Linked DNA regions of Homo sapiens: region 2 is linked to region 1. Evidence: chromatin contacts called from ENCODE POLR2A ChIA-PET data. All regions are on one chromosome and are shown on one strand. The core of a region is the stretch at or near the end of the contact, and the rest is flanking DNA. Distances in the headings are between cores, read along the strand shown.

Evidence for each region. ChIA-PET counts read pairs that join two places held with the same protein, here RNA polymerase II (POLR2A).
Region 2: POLR2A ChIA-PET joins it to region 1 with 10 read pairs in H1. The contact joins two enhancer-like sites. POLR2A ChIA-PET finds 5 or more read pairs at or near these places in 3 of 52 experiments (AG04450, H1 and WTC11).

What each region holds. Positions count from the first base shown.
Region 1 is chr17:2,870,413-2,877,012 of GRCh38, forward strand. The region is part of intron 2 of RAP1GAP2 (RAP1 GTPase activating protein 2); the gene reads left to right. Among named protein-coding and RNA genes, the nearest start is that of RAP1GAP2, 77 kb to the left of the region's middle. RefSeq lists enhancers at 1,656-2,411, 3,167-3,922, 5,435-6,189. Within about 2 kb of position 4,204, at least 2 of the 41 ENCODE cell types and tissues checked have a DNase peak (open chromatin) inside an H3K27ac peak, as active enhancers do.
Region 2 is chr17:3,533,356-3,539,508 of GRCh38, forward strand. TRPV3 (transient receptor potential cation channel subfamily V member 3) reads right to left here. Exons shown (of 18, transcript NM_145068.4): 7 at 2,218-2,358. Among named protein-coding and RNA genes, the nearest start is that of TRPV3, 21 kb to the right of the region's middle. RefSeq lists a silencer at 2,394-2,443. Within about 2 kb of position 1,741, at least 20 of the 41 ENCODE cell types and tissues checked have a DNase peak (open chromatin) inside an H3K27ac peak, as active enhancers do.

The DNA of each region.
Region 1 (6,600 bases), core at 2,954-5,453:
TGCCTGACAATCTGGTTTTTGAAAGAAATGTTTATTATATTTTAAAAATCCTTGTTCCTTGCAGAAAATTTGGAAAACACAGAAAAGCACAAGGATTAAAATAAAAATCACCTTCAGTCCCACAAGGGAGACTGTAGAGATATTAACGTTTAATATTTTTTTTGTGGTCTTTTTTTTCTATGCAAAAGCACACCCTTTCACGTAATATACTTACATCTGCATCTACGTCTGTTTCTCTGTATTGTAACAAAGGCGGGATTATACTTTAGGTACAGTACATTAGTCAAGACCCTTGGTGGCAAGTGACAGAGGCCCATCTTGAATTAGCCAAACAAAATAAGGGGGTTTATTGGCTGGGGTAACCCATCTGTGGAAAGGGTTGGGCCTCAGAAACAGCTGGATCCAGGGGCATTGGCAGAACTCCTCTCTGTCTCGTCACTGTGTCTCTTTGTGTTGGCTTCATTCTCTTGGGCCATCTGTCTCCATGATGTTGGATCCATGGTTGTAGATCCTTGTGGGCTAAACGTTTCATTTTATTTTATTATTACTATTATTCTTTTGAGACAGAGTTTCACTCTTGTCACCCAGGCTGGAGTGCAGTGGTGCGATCTTGGCTTACTGCAACCTCCGCCTCCTGGGTTCAAGTGATTCTCCTGCCTCTGCTTCCCAAGTAGCTGGAATTCCAGGCATGCGCCGCCACACCTGGCTAATTTTTGTATTTTTAATAGAGACGAGGTTTCACCATGTTGGCCAGGCTGGTCTTGAACTCCTGACCTCAGGTGATCCACCCACCTCGGCCTCCCACAGTGCTGGGATTACAGGCATGAGCCACTGCGCCCAGCCAAGGGCTAAACATTTTAATGGCTGAATTTCCCCCAGAGAGGAAGGAAAGCTCCTTTCCAACAGCTCTGGTTAGATACATTCCAGGGAGGAGTTCTGATTGGCCTGGATTGTGTGTCCATCTCAGTCCCTATGTGCAGGGGTGGGAGCGGGGAGCCATGATTGGCCCAGGGAGAGTCAGGGGCGCACTCTGGTCAGAGTGGTGTTGTGTTACAAGAGTCCTGTCCAGCGGGAGAGGGGCAGTTCCCTAAAGCAGAGGTGGGGAGCTTCATTACAGAGGAGGGAGAGGCAACAGCGGTAGGGCCAGCAAACACCATAGACAAAAGCTGCTTTGGAGTTGGTGCCAGCCACGGGGGTGCCAGCACGGCGTGTTGGGTGAGCACGTGGACCCTCACCTTCATGCTGATTTCATTGGGGTTCAATTGGTACCATCCCATGGGCAGTACAGTTTGGCAGTAGCTGTCTCCATTATCCATGCTATCCTCCTTGACCCAGTGAGCCACCTCTGGGGATCTGTCAGATGTGCATCTTTCCACACACGTGGAATGACGTAGAATGAGGTCATTCACGGCAATATTATTTGAAATAGCAAAACACTGGAAACAACCAAATCCCTATTCATAGTGAACTGGCTGCCTAAATTATTTCACATTCATACCATGGACTAACTACTTAAAATAGAATGATGAGGCCAGGCGTGGTGGCTCACGCCTGGAATCTCAGCGCTTTTGGAGGCTGAGGTGGGTGAATCACCTGAGGCCAGGAATTCGAGACCAGACTAGCCAACATGGTCTCTACTAAAAATACAAAAATTAGCTGGGTGTGGTGATGCACGCCTGTAATCCCAGCTACTCGGGAGGCTGAGGCAGGAGAATCGCTTGAACCCAGAAGGTGGAGGTTGCAGTAAGCTGAGATTGCACCATTGCACTCCAGCTTGGATGACAGAATGAGCCTCTGTCTCAAAAAAAAAAAAAAAAAAAAAGGTGAAGCTGTCTGTGTAACTGCATCAGCCTAAAATGAGTGACAGAAAGACGAGTTCTCCAAAACAAAGAGTTTCTTTGGGAATAGCAAGGGGTTGCAATCTGAGGTGTCCATGCTCTGATGGACCATAGGCACATCCGAGGGGAGTGGGACAAGGGGAAGCTTTTAGAGGAAAAAGAAGGTCATATAAGCTGCTTTGAAACAAAGACCGTTGGTTACAGAGGCTTATCTCAGGAGGGGGCTTTTGTTCTTGGTGGTATTGGCTGCTGCTAGGAGAGGGTCTTCACAGAAGTGGCTTAACTGGAAAGTTCCAGCAGGGACAGCCCTTCCCGGCAGTTTCTGTTACCCGCAGTCATGCGCGAGGGCCTTTTCTTCATGGCTTCCTTTTGTTAGGGTTTGATGTAAGCCACTCCGTTTTTGATACTGACAACTTTCACACTTGATGGAAAGTTCTCCCTAGATTTTTTTTTTTACAAAGACAAAGTTTTGTTCTGTCACCCAGGCTAGAGTGCAGTGGTGTGAACACTGCAGCTTTGACCTCCTGGGCTCAAGGGATCCTCCTGCCTCAGCCTCCTCACAGGTGCACACTACCATGCCTGGCAAAGTTTTTGTAGAGACTGGATCCCACTTTGTTGCCCAGGCCTGGTCTCAAACTCTTGGGCTCAAGCGATCCTCCAACCTCAGCCTCCCAAAAGTGGGACTCTAGTAAAAATACAAAAATTAGCTGGGTGCGGTGGTGGGTGTCTGTAATCCCAGCTGCTTGGGAGGCTGAGGCATGAGAATCGCTTGAACCCGAGGGGCGGAGGTTGCAGTGAGCTGAGATTGCGCCACCGCACTCCAGCCTAGGGGACAGACTGAGACTTTGTCTGAAAAAAAAAAAAACGGAAAATAGTACTTCATCTTTGTGTTGTGTTGGCTTGTATTTGCATAAAGAAGCTGCAGTAGGCTGGGTGCAGTGGCTCATGTCTGTAATCCCAGCACTTTGGGAGGCTGAGGTGGGCAGATTGCTTGAGCTCAGGAGTTCGAGACCAGCCTGGGCAACATGGTGAAACCCTATCTCTACCAAAAATACAAAAAAAAAAAAAAAAAAAATTAGCCGGTTGGGGCGGGGCATGCCTGTGGTTCCAGCTACTTGGGAGGCTGAGGTGGGAGGATCGCCTGAGCCCAGGAGGCGGAGGTTGCAATGAGCTGAGATTTTGCCACTGCACTCCAGCCAGGGTAATAGAATGAGACCCTGTCTCAAAAAAAAAAAAAAAAAAAAAAAAAAAAAAAAAAAAAGCAGCAGCAGCTGCAGAAAGGTGTGTAAAGATCATTTCACAGGCTGAATAAGTGGACAGATTGGGACAAGGATAAGACAAAATAGGCCTTCTAATAATTTTGGCGTTTGAGCCCTGCTAATGTATTCCTCATTCAAAACTCAACAGACCAGTTTCCTTTTGGGGTGATGAAAAAGTTATGGAATTAGTGGTGGTGGTTACATAACATCGTGAATGTACTTAATGCTACTGAATTGTATACTTTATTATTTATTTATTTATTTATTTTTGAGATGGAGTTCCAGTCTTGTTGCTCAGGCTGGAGTGCAGTGGCGCGATCTCAGCTCACTGCAACCTCCGCCTCCTGGGTACAAGTGATTCTCCTGCCTCAGCCTCCCGAGTAGCTGGGATTACAGGCATGCGCCACCACGCCTGGCTAATTCTGTATTTTTGGTAGAGACGCGGTGGGGGGGGGCGGGTTTCACCATGTTGGCCAGGCTGGTCTTGAACTCCCGACCTCAGGTGATCCACCCGTCTCAGCCTCCCAAAGTGCTGGGATTACAGGCATGAGCCACTGCACCTGGCCTGGCTTTCTCATTTTCTAGCTCTCTGACTGTGGACAAGTTACCTGATTTCTCAAAGAATCAGTTTCTCATTTGTAAAGTGTGGATAATAAAAGAGTCTGTATTCTGCAGATTAAATAAGAGGCATAAGATTGAGCTCTGTGCCTGGGGAACAATGGGTACACCCTCCCTCCCCTTTCTCCCCTCTGCCAACTGGACATTTGCATTTAAATGGGGACTCTTGAAGACTAAAAACACTCTAAACTCCAAGGGAGGAATGGTTGGAATTTCAGAAAAATTCATAGCTCTTATCTAGGGTAAGGTCTGGGTCTTTTCCTGTGGAGAGTTAAGCTTTTAGGTCCTCCTCACCTGAGGCCCCGGGCTGACGGAGGCATTGGAAGCTTGTAAAAGTCAGGGCTGAGATGACCTATCTACAAAGAGCATTTCTGGCACCCTCATTTCAAGCAGGTATTCAGTGTATGTGCATAAGAATGACGTGGAGAGGAAAGGAGAAAGAGGTGGAAAAGGGGGAGGGAGAAAGGACCCGATCAAGGTCAACAGCCTGAACCAGTCAGAGGCCTCAGCCTGGGGCTGGATTCTGGAGGAAATGAGACGGTAGGTGCTACATCACCCATGGAAACAAAGGAGCAGCCACCCAGCCAGGAAAAGCCCCAAACCCTTGAAACCCCACGTTTAGCTTGCGAGCTCTCTGCTCTCCTGTATAGCAGAAGTTCTTGAAGTTCTGCCTCTGCTTCTCACCAATGCCCAGCAGCCACTCTGGTTCTGGACCCGGTGGTCACCCTCTGCCCTCAGTTTGGCATCCCTCACACAGCCTCATACTCGCTTCTCAAAAGGCTGTCTCCATTTTGCTCATGACTGTCGACCTAGAGAAAGAAACAGAGAGAAAATTAATATAGAGAGTTTGCTCGGGCCAAAGTTGAGGACAGCTGCCAGGGACGCTTCAAAATTACCTTGGGGACGGCGCCCTTCGACATTTGTTAAAAGCAAGTTTTTGTTTTGTTTTGTTTCTTGAGATGTAGCCTTGCTCTTGACGCCCAGGCTAGAGTGCAATGGTGCGATCTCGGCTCACTGCAACCCCTGCCTCCCGGGTTCAAGCAATTCTCCTGCCTCAGTCTCCGGAGTAGCTGAGATTACAGGCGTGCACCACCACGCCTGGTGAATTTTTGTGTTTTTAGTAGAGATGGGATCTTGCCATGTTGGCCAGGCTGGTCTCGAACTCCTGACCTCAGGTGGTCTGCCTGCCTCGGCCTCCCAAAGTGCTGGGATTACAGGCATGAGCCACTGCACCCGGCCACAAGCAGGTTTGTAAAGGCAAAGGGGACAGGGAGTGGGGTGATATGAAGTTGTTGGATGGGCATTCTAACTGGTTACAGGGGTAACATTGGCTGTGCGTTGTTGAGCTCTAGGGTCTGAGTGATGGCGTCCAGTGTATGGCTATGTGGCATCAGTTAGTTTAGGGCTCATGTAGCAAGTGGCTTCAAGAAGTGATTACTTAGCTCATGGAGCGGGTGAGAGGGACCGCTGTTGCTTTTCAGTGCCTCTCTGGGCCTGACCGTGACAGGAGGATTGCATTTCTCAGATTCAACATTGCCTTTTTTTCTCACGACAGTGAATGTCTTGTCCTCCTGGTTTCCCTCCGTCTCGCCGCCTGTCTGTCTCATCCTCCTCCTCTGCTGGCCTTCCACCTGCTGTCGTGCCTGGGCCCCTTCCTCTTCTCTGTCTCCCTTGGTGATCTCCGCTTGGACATCCGATAGTTCTTCCAAGCTGAACGTGTCCCAACTCCAGGTCTTCATTCTTGCCCCGCCAAAGTCATCCTTCCTGTAGCCTTCCCCAGCTTGACTTCTCTGCATTGTTTTTTGTTTGTTTGTTTGTTTTTTTTTTTGAGATGGAATCTGGCTCTGTCGCCCAGGCTGGAGTGCAATGATGCGATCTCGGCTCACCACAATCTCCGCCCCCCGGGTTCACGCCATTCTCCTGCCTCAGCCTCCCGAGTGGCTGGGACTACAGGCACCCGCCCCCACGCCCGGCTAATTTTTTGTATTTTTAGTAGAGACGGGGTTTCACCGTGTTAGCCAGGATGGTCTTGATCTCCTGACCTTGTGAGCTGCCTGCCTCGGCCTCTCAAAGTGCTGGGATTACAGGCATGAGCCACCGCGCCTGGCTACATTGTTTTTATAGATGAAAAGAGTCCAACTCTGTAAAATATTCGAAGAGATTTATTCTGAGCCAAATAAGAGTGACCAATGTAGCCCCAGGAGATCCCGAGAACAAGTGCCCAAGGTGGTTGGGCTACAGGTGGTTTTATACATTTTAGGGAGACGTGAGACATCAGTCCATCCATGTAAGATGTCCATTGGTTTGGTCTGGAAGGTTAGGACAACCAGAATCGGGGGTTTTGGAGGGTCCATAGGTGGATTCAAAGATTTTCTGATTGGCAGTTCATTGAGTGAGTTTATCTAAAGACCTGGAATCCATAGAAAGGAATGTCAGGGTTAAGATAAGCAGCCGTGGAGACCAAGGTTTCATCATGCGGGTGACGCCTCCAGGTAGCAGGTTTCCGAGAGATGAGATAGCAAATGTTTCTTATAGACCTGGAGTCTGTTCTATGAGTCTTTAGGTCCCTGTGCTGATGTTGATGCTGGTCAGCTGGGGCTGAATTCCAAAGGCGAGGAGAGCATAAGGAGGCATGTCCGACCACCCCTTCCCATCATGGCCTGAACCAGTTTTTCTGGCTAACTTTGGAATGCCCTTGGCTGAGGGGAAGGGTCATCAGTTGGTTGGGGGCCTTAGAATGTTATTTTTGGTTTACGTTCTTTTTTTTTTTTTTTTTTCTTGAGACGGAGTTTTGCTCTGTTGCCAGGCTGGAGTGCAGTGGCGTGATCTTGGCTCACCGCAACCTCCACCTCCCGGGTTCAAGCGATTCTCCTGCCTCAGCCTCC
Region 2 (6,153 bases), core at 491-2,990, 660 kb after region 1:
AGCCCAGTCACTTTCTCCCTCACCTCCTTCAAGTCCTTGCTCAAATGTCACCTTTCAGTGAGCCACCCTAACCACTCTATTTAAAATTAAAATCCACCCTCCTCTTGTCCCAGACAGAACTCTTGGTTCCTTGTCCTCTGCTTTACTTTTTTTTTTTTTTTTGAGATGGAGTCCTACTCTGTCGCCAGGCTGGAGTGCAGTGGTGCGATCTCGCCTCACTGCAACCTCTGCCTCCCGGGTTCAAGCTATTCTCCTGCCTCAGCCTCCTGAGTAGCTGGGACTACAGGCGCCCGCCACCACGCCCGGCTAATTTTTGTATTTTTAGTAGTGATGGGGTTTCCCCATGTTGGCCAGGATGGTCTTGAACTCCTGACCTCGTGATCCACCTGCCTTGGCCTCCCAAAGTGCTGGGATTACAGATGTGAGTCACTGCACTCGGTCTACTTTGTATTTTTTAAGAGCACTTATCATTTCATATCATAGTATATAAAATTCTTATTTATAGTGCTTATTACCGATGGTCTCTCCCTGTCTAGAATGTAAGTTCCATGAGGGCAAGGATCTCTATTTTGTTCACTGATACATTTCAAGTACCTAGAACAGTGCCTGATGTAGACAGTAAGTGCTCAATAAATGCTTGTTAAGAAAAAATAAGGCAAGTGACTCACATGAGGTCACACAGCAAGCCTGGGACACGACCAGCTCCGGACACCAGGTCTTCAGCTGCCTCCCCTCTCCTCGCCCCACCCAACAAATGCTTCCCAACACCAGGTCCAACCAGCTCCTATGCAGGGCAATGGGGACACACGATGAACTGGACAAGACCCCGTTTTCCAGGACACCCACACCTGGACACGCAGGGCTGCCCAGAGCACAGACTAGCTAGTCCTGCTGATTAAAAAACCACCCAGAAGATAGTCCCAGCTACTCAGGAGGCTGCAGCATGAGAATCGCTTGAACCCAGGAGGCAGAGGCTGCAGTGAGCCAGATGGCACCACTGCACTCCAGCAGCCTGGGCAACAGAGTGAGACTCCATTAAAAAAATAAAAATAAAAAAAATAACACCCAGAAGAGAAAACAGATGGGTGATCATCAGTCAGGCAAGACTGGGTGGCAGGAGGGGTCTCCTCTGCAACAAAGTTACACAGAGAAATTTTTGTGTGTGACGGAGCCATTTGTTCCCTGTTCTGACTGCAGTGGTGGTGAACCAACTCGACGCACTGTGAAAATGAACAGAACTGTCCTCTAACACGGGTGACTTTCACTATATCTAAATTATGCATTTCAATTTTTTTTTTTTTTCCTAGAGCATCCTAACCCCAATTGCTTCTGGACTCTGTGACTTGTGAGGCAGGGGAGTTCTGCCCTCTCACTCTCGACTCCCTGTCTGCAGTCCTGAGATGCACTGGGCCCTGGCACAGAGGTCAGAGCTGGAGGCCAGGACACCTAAGTCAATGCCCTGCTACCCTGGGGCAAGTCCTTTCCCTTCACAGAGCCATCTCCTCGCCTGTAAAATGGGGCTGCCTCCTCAGCCTCCCTCCCAGGTCTCTGTTCCCTCAGAGAGCTACCCAGGACAATGCTTCTAAGACCACCAGGTGACACCACCGGAACATGGACTCCTCCCCCAACACCTCCTCCCAGCCCCTCCTTCTCTGGTCCACCCTGGTGTCCTGCTCAGATGGACATGCCCAGCCTCCTCCCCTCCTGCCCCTCTGGGGCACCAGAGCTTCTTAAGGCAGGGACAGTGTGGGTGGAGCTCAAAGCGGGGTGGCCCCTCCCTTCCTCCCTCCTTCCTTCCTTTCTCTCCCTCCGCCCTCCTTCCTCCTCCCTTCCTCCCTCTCCCTCCTCCTTCTCCCTTCTGTCTCCTGCCTCCCTCCTCCCTCCCTCCCCCTCCTTACTCCTCCTCCCTCTCCCTCCTCCCTCCTCCCTTCCTCCCTCCTTCCTGCTTCCCTCTTCCTTTCTCCCTCCTCCCTTCCTTCCTCTCCCTCCTCCCTTCCTTCCTCCCTCATCCTTCCTGCTTCCTTCCTCCCTCCTCCCTCTCCCTCCTCTCTCCTTCCTGTTTCCCCCTCCCTTCCTCCCTCTCCCTCCTCACTTCCTTCCTCCTTCCCTCTTTCTTCCCCCCTCCTCCCTTCTTCCCTCCTTCCCCTTCCCTCCCTTCCTCTCCCGTCTCCCTCCTCCCTCCTCCCAGACTCCGCACCGGGCGGGGGCGGCACCCACCGAAGTAGAAGCCTTCGTGTTGGTACTTGGGGTTGAAGAAGGCCCCCTTGGCGTGCGCGTTGACGTCGGCGCCGGCGGCGATGAGCAGGGCTGCGATGTCCCCCTGCCGCCGCTCGATGGCGATGTTCAGCGCCGTCTGCCCTGCGGAGCGGGCGGGGACGCGCGGGAGCCTCAGCGCCGGGCACAGGGGCCTCTTGCCCACCCGCTCTGGCCTCCATACCCTCCCCGAACCCACGGGGAGATCAGAACCCTGGTCTGTGTCGCCAGCTACCAGGAATCCCAGCTTTGTTCTTTGCTTCCTTCATGCCTGCGCGGACCCAAGAAATGTTTGTGGAGCGCCTGCTCCGGGCTCCGGCCCCAGGCGCTGGGGGTCAGTGGGTGCCCAAGACGCAATCTCGATTATTTTCCTCAAGAAGCCCGCAGTGTCACTGAGAACGAGGTGCTACGATTCAGAGGGGTGCAGGAGCTGCGGTACCCAGAGCAAGGGCCCTTCACAGCCAGAGAGCGTCAGGGGGCTTCCCAGAGCTCTCTAACCTGGGACCTCAGAAGTTTAGCGAGGCGGTGTGGGGCCAGCTCATCAGCCAGGGCAAGAGGGCAGAGCTTGTGCTAAGGGCCAGAGTCACAGACGGCCTTGAATTAGGAAACTGGCAGGACGAGAATGTAGGGCTCGGTGCATGGGTGTTTTCAGACCTCTCTGGCTGCAAAAGTGGAGGATGCGTTAGAAGCAGCCGAGACCAGTGAAGGAAATGATGAGGCCTGTAATCCCAGCACACTGGGAGGCCAAAGCAGGTGGATCACCTGAGGTCAGGAGTTCGAGAGCAGCCTGACCAACATGGTGAAACATGGTCTGTACTAAAAATACAAAATTAGCCGGCCGTGGGGGCGCATGCCTGTAATCCCAGCTACTTGGGAGGCTGAGGCAGGAGAATCGCTTGAACCCAGGAGGCAGAGGTTGCAGTGAGCCGAGATTGGTCCATTGCACTCCAGCCTGGGCAAGAAGAGTGAAACTCCATCTCAAAAAACAAACAAACAAACAAAAAAATGATGAGGCCTGGACTAAGGGGAGTTGGAGGGCACATGAAGGGTGGAGAAAGGAGGAAGCCCAAAGACCCTCTGGAGAAAGAGCCTTCAGGATGCCCGGCTGGGAAGAAGGGTGTCTCAGGTAAGATCTAGGTATTCAGCCCTGGCGGTGGGTGAATGATACGCTGGTGACACAGCAAGAGGAAAGAAGGGTAGCGGGAGAGACACTAAGCCTGCTGGAGACCAGAGAACTTCCAGATGGAAGGGACCAGAAGGCTGGAGTGGGGGAAGGGTCTCGAAATGCACCAACAGAAACAGCAGTTTCCAAAGAGCTGCCGCTGTGTCATAAACAAACATAGTCTTGGTGGATTAAAGAACCAAGCTTTAAGACACATTAGAAAGTTTGTTTATAGCTAACCTTTTGGTAGGGAAGACCTTCTTAAGCAGGATCCAAAAGGCAGAAACCATAAAGAAAAGGCTGACATATTTGCTTACATAAAGGTTTTTGGTTTTGGGGGTTTTTGGTTTTTTGTTTGTTTGTTTGTATGTTTGACATAGGATCTTGCTGTGTCACCCAGGCTGGAGTGCAGTGGCGTGAGCATAGCTCACTGCAACCTTGAACTCCTGGGCTCAAACGATCCTCCTGTCTCAGCCCCCCAAAAGCTAGACTTTCATATTTGGCATAAGAAATGCTCTAAGACATACAGTTAATCAAACAAAGCAACTTGTAGAATACAGACGTGATGGTCCTATTTTATGTTAGATAAGTAAATAAAACTATTTCTGTGTACATATATACACACACACGTGTGGACTACAGGCCTGCACCACCACTCCCGGCTTATTTTTAAAATTTTTTGTAGAGACAGGATCTTGCTGTGTTGCCCAGGCTGGTCTTGAATTCCTGGGCTCAAGCAATCCCCCTACCTCGGAGATTTCTGTATTTCCGAATGCATCCTAATGAAAGTTAAAGACAAGTGATAGGCTGGGGAAAATATTTGAGATATATAAAAAGGCAATGTGTTTTAGGGCCGGGCGCGGTAGCTCACACCTGTAATCCCAGCACTTTGGGAAGCCGAGGCGGGTGGATCACTTGAGGTCAGGAGTTCGAGACCAGCCTGGCCCACATGGAGAAACCCCATCTCTACTGAAAATACAAAAAAATTAGCCAAGTGTGGTGGCGGGCACCTGTAGTCCCAGCTACTCAGGAGGTTGAAGCAGGAGAATCACTTGAACTCAGGAGGCAGAGATCGCGCCACTGTACTCCAGCCTGGGCTAGAGAGCAAGACTCTGTCTTTTTAAAAAAAAAAAAAAAAAAAAGGCATGCCAGGCACGGTGGCTCACACCTGTAATCCCAGCACTTTGGGAGGCTGAGGCGGGCAGATCACGAGGTCAGGAGATCGAGACCATCCTGGCTAACCTGGTGAAACTCTGTCTCTACTAAAAATACAAAAAATTAGGCGGGCGTGATGGTGAGTGCCTGTAGTCCCAGCTACTCGGGAGGCTGAGGCAGGAGAATGGTGTGAACCCGGGAGGTGGAGCTTGCAGTGAGCATGCCACTGCACTCCAGCCTGGGCAATAGAGCAAGACCCCGTCTCAAAAAAAAAATAGAAAGGCATTGTGTTTTTAAAAGTCTATAATATATTACAAGCGCCTATGAATCAATAGAAAGACAAACAGTCTAAAAGAAAACTGAGAAAAGATTATAAACAAGCACCTCACAGAGGAGAAAATACACACAGTGAATAAACAAAGTGAAAGATGTTTGGAATCACTGGTGGTCAGGAAAATGAAAATTAGAACCTAAAGAGTTAACCCTTTTCACCCACCAGACTGGAAAAGAACAAAAAAAAAAAAAAAAGGATAATTTGCAGTGTTAGTGATAAGTAGGAGAATGAGTATTTCTGTACACCGTTGTGGGGAGAGAGTAAATGAGTATCTTTTAGAGACAAATTTGGCAATAACTATTATAACTTTATTTTATTTATTTAAAAAAAAATTTTTTTTTTTGAGATGGAGTCTCCCTCTGTTGCCCAGGCTGGAGTGCAGTGGCGCGATCTCGGCTCACTGCAACCTCCGCCTCCCAGGTTCAAGTGATCCTCCTGCCCCAGCCTCCCAAGTAGCTGGGATTACAAGCGTGCCCCACCACGCCCTACTAGTTTTTGTATTTTTAGTAGAGATGGGTTTTCACCATGTTGGCTAGGCTGGTCTGGAACTCCTGACCTCAAGTGATCCACCTGCCTTGGCCTCCCAAAGTGCTGGGATTACAGGCATGAGCCACTGCGCCTGGCCACTATTATAACTTTAAATATGCATGCGGTTGAACCCAGATATTCCAATTCAAAATATTTTCTGAAACATATGTGCACCTGTGCACAGGGTCATAGACAAGATCGTGCACTGTGACATTGTCACAACACAGCTGGAAACACCTGACTGTCTGTCAGTGGGGGAGTGGTGAAATTAGCCAAGGTGCAGCCGCAATTGCAGACGAATCTGGTGAAAAGAAGCTAGACTTTCATATTTTGGCATAAGAAGTGCTCCAAGACATATGGTTAATAGTTAATCAAAAAAACCAACTTGTAGAATACAGACAGTATGATAATATTTTATGTTAAATAAATAAAACTTTTTCTGTGTGCACATATACACACACAAATGTCAAAGGCCTAGAAAACTCCACAAAGTATATGGGTAAAGGACTTAAAAAAAAAAAAAGTATGTAAAATGCTGGGCTGCTTTACAATGAAACTCTATTCATGTGACGTGGATGTTGTTAGGCTGGGTGCGGTGGCTCACGCCTATAATCCCATCATTGAGAGGCAGAGGCGGGAGGATTGCTTGAGCCCCGGAGTTACAGACCAGCCTGGGCAACATGGTGAAACCCTATCCCTGCAACAAATAGAAAAATTAGCT